Regions from separate parts of the Homo sapiens genome. Here region 1 is linked to region 2. Evidence: chromatin contacts called from ENCODE Hi-C data. All regions are on one chromosome and are shown on one strand. The core of a region is the stretch at or near the end of the contact, and the rest is flanking DNA. Distances in the headings are between cores, read along the strand shown.

Region 1 (3,580 bases), core at 826-3,325, 1.0 Mb after region 2:
CATTGGGTTTTCTTCTCTTCACCTCCCGCCATGGCTAAGATTTTTCCTTCCTTAGACTTTCTCTGTATAATTAAACTCTGGTCATCAGTAGCCCACTGAGCCCCTCTTCATCTAAAGCATAACTTTTAAATGCTTTTGTGCAGTGGGCCGCTTGACAGTCTGGGGAGGCCTATTACCCCATTCTCAGGATCACGAGTCATGAATGGGGGAAATAAAACACAAGGAATATGAAGGAAACAAAATTATATTGACATATAGTTATCTGAATATCTTAAATTAATTACATCATATCTAGCTGCATCTAGCTGCAAAGTCTCATATTTAATGAGTTCATTATACAATCATAAATTAAATACTTTCAATATTATAAGAGTAAATGGTAGTTCAGTTATTCTCAGCTATAATCAGATATGAAATTTTCTCACTACCATCTTGATGAAGTCAGGGATAATGGAAATCTCTGGTAGTTTGGTACATACATTTATAATTGAAGAAAATCCTAAATTATGGTTGGAAGTTAATAAAAATAAAGATACGATTTTTCTTCTCTTCAACTTTAGAGAGCCCTTGAATTTAAACGAATGCCCAGGCAGTCTGTGGACACAGATGAAATGTCCTTGATCTAAAAAGCTTCATTTCTCTTCAGCGAAAGTTCTCCCCATGAAAACAGGGCTTCTAAAACTGCCTTCCCTCAAAGGCTGTACAAACATGCATTCCTGGCAATAACCTAGAGGAGTGCCCATTTCTCCATACTCTCCTTTATAGCAGATGCCCTCAAATGTATTCACACTTTACCAATCTAAAAAGAGAGAAAAAAAAGGTAATTGCATTGTAGTTTTATTTTGCTTTTTCATAATTTCAAGATTTTCATTCAGCTTTGGTTTCTAATTTCTTTTTAATTACAGATTTTTTTTTTTTTAGATGGAGTCTAGCTCTGTTGCCCAGGCTGGAGTGCAGTGGCACAATCTTGGCTCACTGCAACCTCTACCTTCCGGGTTCAAGCGATTTTCTTGCCTTAGCTTCCTGAGTACCTGGGATCACAGGAGTGCACCACCATGCCCAGCTAAATTTTGTATTTTTTAGTAGAGACAGGGTTTCACCACATTGGCCAGCTGGTCTCAAACTCCTGACCTCAAGTGATCCACCCACCTTAGCCTCCCAAAGTGTTGGGATTACGTCCATGAGCCACTGCACCTGGCCAGAAAATCTTTATATAACATGCATATTATAGAAAGTTCCCACATTCCCTAGGTAACTGTCATATCTGCAAAATATATAAATTGTATAGAAAAATTTAAAAAATTCATGAAACTAAAATAATTTTACTTTTCACTGCATTTTGACTAATTCATTTCTTCACTTAATAAATATTGAGTAATTATATACCGGAAACCTTAGTAGGCACAAGATGGGAATAGTGACCCCAAACTATAATTTTCAGGCACTTTCCCCTCCCCACTTGAGTAATTCAGTATCAAAAACCTCATTATCATTCTCTGTGTGTTTGCAATCCTTGCAAAGGGAGGGTTGCATGTATGCATGATAAGCACACATTCATGATACACGTGTCCCACGTTCACCTTGGGGTGGAGACTTAACATTTAAATCTATTACAATTAGAGATGCCTGTGGAACAAGGAAGTCACCTTTAAGGAATGGACTTGGTTTTTGTTGCAGTGCCCACTTTGAGAACTCTTCCTTGAACAGGTTGGACCTCCCACTTGTCATTCTCTCATTCACAAGTGTTCTGGCCACAGTGTCCTGAGGTCACAGTTTCCCAGTAGTTGAGTTTTAATAAAAAGCAACACTTATTAGCTAAGTTAAAATATACCCCAACAGAAGACGAGATGGACTCCCTGTAGCTAAAATGAGATAAACCCAAAAAATTTCATAGCTAGGAGGATGAGGGATCTGTAACACATCCCGGTGTTATTAATTGCCATAGGTTTTTTTTCCCGGTAATTACGCAGAAACTATCACCTGAAAAGCATTGCCAAAAAACACTACAGTTGGAAGATTTCCCAGCTGACCCTGACAGAGTGCCGGTTGCCAGCCTACTGAGACAGCCAAGTAAAAAGGGTTCCCCGGCAGGACTTCCGACTGGCCTGCGCACTGGGAGGAGTGCGCACTCGGGTGAAGCCTTGAGGAATTTCCTGTTGGTTTGCAGTGAGGAGGAGCCTGGCTTCTCCTGTTCCGGGTGGTAACCCGGTGATTCCAGTCTATGAGGTGGGAAGCCCACTGGCAGGACTCTCGCTTTGCTGAGAGTCCCTGTTTCCCCATTTTTCCTTTTCACCCAATAAACCCTGTCCTTCTCACCCTGCAGAGTGTCCGCAAGCCTAACTTTTCATGGTTGTGCGAGAAGAACCTGGCTTTTAGCCGAACTAAGGAGAAAGTCCTACAACACTACAACACTCTTCCCTACCTTGCCTGGCTCCGTCCTCTACCATGCTGTCCTGCCATAAGTCAGATTGGACAGAGGACGGGTCTTATAAACATTCCTTATTGATCAATAGCTGCAGACCTTAAGCCAGTTTCAGTCAGCTTGTGGACATTGTTCAAAAATTGTCTGTATGTCCTGTAGTTTACCTTTTGATGTAAAGGGCCGAATTCCACTTCATTTTAATGTTAAATCCTACCAAAATGTGAATATGGGATGTATGTTCCATATATGTTTTCCACTGTGCAATGCCTGACTTCCCTCATGCATATTTGCATTTTTTCCCCACCCTGCTAGTATGTATGTAAGGCTGAGTGTGCGACCCAGATACCAAATAGCAGCCCTCCTCCGTTCTGCGCAAAGTGCACTTTCCCTCTCCCCAGGGCAGCGTTTCCTAGATCCGTGGATTGTTTTGCCTTCTGCAAATAAAGTCTCCTCTTTTCCTTCATCCGTGAATTTCACAATCTTTGTGAATAGATACATACTATGCATGAGGCTAAAATCACCTGAAATCTCAACAACTTAAACTCAGAGGCACTCATCATCTTTCAGCGTTCTCAGGGAGGGATCCTGGTTCTGCAGCCTTGGCTACCTCTGCTGCCCTCTGCTGGCGGAGCGGAGTCCGCAAAGTCCAGAGCAAGGGACTGCCCTGGGATCTCCAGGCACACTTTGTCCTGAACGTTGTCAAGGGCTTTCTCCAAAGCCATATAGGTAATACAAATTCAAATCATCCAGCAAACCAGTGCCAGGATACCTATGAGGCTATGGAAGTGTTATTCACGCAGGCATACATTCAGGAAATGTCATCTCCATCATTCCAATTTCCTAGACCTTGTTGTCATTCTTGAACTACTTTCTCTCCCTTAGTCCAGGTCTTCTGAAACTCCTGGACTGGATTAGATGTGCAGGAGATTTATTAGGAGACTGTGAAGCAAAAAGAAAGGGAGCTGGGGGAGGCTGGGAGAGCTGTCAGTCTGCAATCTAAGTCTACTTTAAGTCTCCCTCGTGGAGAGAAAAAAAGAGGAGGTATTAGGCCCACGGGGTTCTTGGGTGAAAATTGCCCCATCAGAAGAGTCCCCTGTCTTCCTGCTGTGCTGTTACAGGCAGGAGAAGCCCGTGAGAAGCATGAAATCAGAAGTAAGA
Region 2 (3,471 bases), core at 756-3,255:
TGACAGTGTGAGACTCCCTCTCAAAAAGTAAAAAATAAAATATCAATATTGTATCTTCAATAATTTACCTTTCATATGGTCTAAAGAGGTTTTTGTTTTGTTTTGAGACGGAGTCTTGCTCTGTTGCCCAGGCTGGAGTGAAGTTGTGTGGTCTCGGCTCACGGCAACCTCTGCCTCCCGGGTTGAAGCAATTCTCCTGCCTCAGCCTCCCGAGTAGCTGGGATTACAGGCTCCCCCGACCATGCCCGACTAATTTTTGTATTTTTAGTAGAGGGAGTTTCACTATGTTGGCCAGGCTGGTCTTGAGCACCTGACCTCGTGATCCGCCTGCCTTGGCCTCCCAAAGTGCTGGGATTACAGGTGTGAACCACCACGCCAGGCCAGGTCTGTTTTAAAAATATAAAGTCGTTATAAAGAACTCTCAAGTGTGTTGCAATAAATGCTGGATTGACGCTGTTAACAAGAATAAACTAGAACTTATAATATATGCCATGTCAGAGAAGGAACTAGATTCCAGAAAACAGAAGGTAGTTCTCTTTTACCTTACTGCCTAATGCTAGTGTCAGAACCACAGTAAAGCCAGCAACATTTGAGACCAAACCCGAGGACAGTCCTCAGGATTTTACAGGTGAGGGGCCTCGGCTTCAGGGAAGTGGCTTGTGAAACACCTTTTTGAGGGACCATTATGTAATAGCTAGAGTTGCTTTCGAAAAAAGAAATAGCCTCGAGCCGAATGGGGAGAGAACATGGGGCATTGCTATTGGGTTCACAGCTGTCTTGGGCTAATCAGGGCAAAGCGTAGCACTATGACCTATGCAGAGTTAGCTCGCCAGGGACAGTAGCTATTCTAGAGAACCTTTTGCTTTTAGCTTTGTATTCTAGGATTGGGTGAGGTGAGGGATGCGGGCGCCCATCCCACGTGTGACAGTGGGAAACTAATGGAATTCAGGGAGTTCACTTCCCGGCTCGCACTCCGGGGGCGGGAGGGTGCTGCCACCGCCTCAGGTCGCGCGCTCCTTAGGCTTCCCTCTCACGGTTAGCGCTACGGCTCCAAGGCTGGCGCCTGCTCTTCTTCATCTCCCTCCCCGGCCCTTGGCAGGAGCCTCGCCCTACATTGGCTCTTCAAGTCCGGGCGTCCCCTTCATGTGGGAGACACAGCCCAGACCATTCCATCGCCCTGGATTCTGCCCGGACCAGCGACCTCGCCGGACTGAAGATTTCTCCAGCAAGATTGTTTTAAATAAAGTTTTTGCCATCAAAAAAAAAAAAAAAAAAAAAAAAGGAGATGGGAAGGAGAAGAGGGAGGCCTAGTCGCCAAATGGTTGGCCAATCCGCCGCGAAGGGGCTGAAGCAGGAAGCGGCGATAGTCGTCGGTAATTGGCTGCGCTGGAAGCCTGTCTGGACTGTACCACCTCAGTAGGAGAGGGGTTGCTGAATTCGAGAAGGTAGCTGCTTGCTTTTGAGTACTTCTAGTACACACACATAATTCTTTTCTTATTTCCGGGGGTTTTTGCTTGGATTCAGTGGGAATACAACAGGACGCAGGAGAAGGGAAGACTCGCCTGGCCATTTCCTCATTCCTGACTCCTGTGCATTAGGCCAATCCTTGTCTCTTAGTTGTCCCCGCAACCCCACGGCCTTACGTGCGCGCTCTCGTCTTCTCGCGTGCGTACGTCGTTGTGTTGCTGCAGCCAATCAGGCCGCGAGGTCGCCGCGGTCGCCAGGGTTCGCGCGCACGCCCCAGATCGGAGTCGGGGTGGGGGCTATGGGTGAATGGGAGAGTGAGCGGGGTTGGGCGCGGCAGCGCGAGCCGCATGAATGAGACAAACGTGCGCCGCGCGAGACGTCGCGCGAGCCCGGACTAGGGAGCCAATGGGAACGCTGGAAGGGTTCGAGACCCGGCACTGAGGGCAACGGCCGCGCGCCGGCTCCGAGACGAGCGACGCCTGGCGGGAGCGCGCGGCAGCGGGGCGGGCGTGGAGCGTGCGGGGGCCGCGCGCTGCTTCTCTGAGGCAGGACGGCACTGCCGGGAGGCGGCGGTGACAACGACGGCGGTGGTGACGGGCACCGGGCTCGCGGGTGAGTGCGGAGGACACCGGTCCCTGCGGAACCGGAAGTGCCGTACCAGCGAGGTGGGAGGGGAGGGTGACCTCTAGGGAAGGGGGACCGAAGACGGGGAGGGTATTAAGGCCCTATTTCTCCTCCGGGCCGGGTCTTCCAACCGCGGCGGGACCCATGGGCCTTGGAAACGGACGACGAGTAGAGGCCGGGGATCCACGACCGCCAGGGCTCGGAACGGGTTAGAGACGGCCACTCAGCTCGAGACCGCGGTCCCCGGTGCCTGGCGCCCAGCCGCCGCCCCTTCCGCCCCCGGCCCTGCGCCCTCGGGCTCTGCGGTCCCCGCAGCCCGCTCTCTCAACCTCGGTGGGCCTGGCCGCCGTGGATTCCTTCTTTTCGGTTTCAGCGGTCGTCAGCCCTGCCCCAACGGGTGATTCTCCTTTCCCCAGTCCCGTGGTGGGGACCGGGTGCTGTTTCCCTTTTACCGCTCTGCGGTTCGAGTCCCTCGCTCCACTCTGCTGATACTTATTTTGGCTCAAGCTTCATCCTGTTACCTGTTCTCTCTCACCCGTCCGCTTCCTCCTCCTACCGCCACCAGCCGAGTGCTCCATGCGTTTAGTACTTTGTACTTTTTAAAGTGGAGCCCGAATGCGTTTGTCAATATTTTACCTATATTTGGGGCAGGCAGGTGGAAAGTGTTTTACCCACTTGGCCAAATGAAACACTGAAATAAGAAGTAAGAAAGTTGCTAAAAGTTAGGAAGGCAGTTGTAGGATCACATATACGTTATACGCTAGACTATTTTTTGCCTTGGATTCTTCACTTCCTGGTTAATGCCATCTTGACCAAGTTGATCTAACATTTGCATATCATCCTTCTATCTCAGTATACCTCTGTCCTGGATCAAATATCTTCAGAATGCTCATTATCACCCATTGTATAAACTTAATGTTTACAAAATTATATTGCCATGTATTTTGCTACCTCGGTATATAATGATAACACCCACATTAAACTTCTTGGCTCTTTCTCCCATACCTTGACATGTGAATTATTCCATGGTACCTCCATTACTGTGCATTTAGATTTACTCTATTGTACTGTTACACCGCTTATTTCAACAAAAAATAGTTGTGTTGTCCTTGGTACTGCTGGTATCCACCTATTTAAGGAAATACCTGTATTAAACCTTATTAAAGCCTTCAAACCACATATCCTGTATTGTTTGTTTTACATATACATATTTCCATTTCATAGTTTACTCTGTGCCTCAATATGGCATACATATTACTTTTTTTCTCATTTTTGAGACGGAGTCTGGCTCTGTCGCCCAGGCTGGAGTGCAGTGGCTGCTATCTTGGCTCACTGCAACTTCCACCTCCCGGGTTCAAGCGATTCTCGTGTCTCAGCCTC

What was found. Hi-C counts contacts between places; a loop is a spot of excess contacts on that map. Pooled maps may share reads with other maps.
Region 1: a pooled map shows a loop between it and region 2 (2.7-fold over the local background). The contact joins the enhancer-like site here to the promoter of ZDHHC5 in region 2. A Hi-C loop is called at or near these places in 3 of 50 pooled maps.

The regions. Positions count from the first base shown.
Region 1 is chr11:58,672,701-58,676,280 of GRCh38, forward strand. No RefSeq gene overlaps it. Among named protein-coding and RNA genes, the nearest start is that of CNTF, 52 kb to the left of the region's middle. Within about 2 kb of position 2,076, at least 2 of the 41 ENCODE cell types and tissues checked have a DNase peak (open chromatin) inside an H3K27ac peak, as active enhancers do.
Region 2 is chr11:57,666,109-57,669,579 of GRCh38, forward strand. ZDHHC5 (zDHHC palmitoyltransferase 5) reads left to right here and starts at 2,006. Exons shown (of 12, transcript NM_015457.3): 1 at 2,006-2,079. RefSeq lists enhancers at 1,058-1,637, 1,807-2,446, 2,447-3,084, 2,638-2,707 and silencers at 1,838-2,077, 2,328-2,527.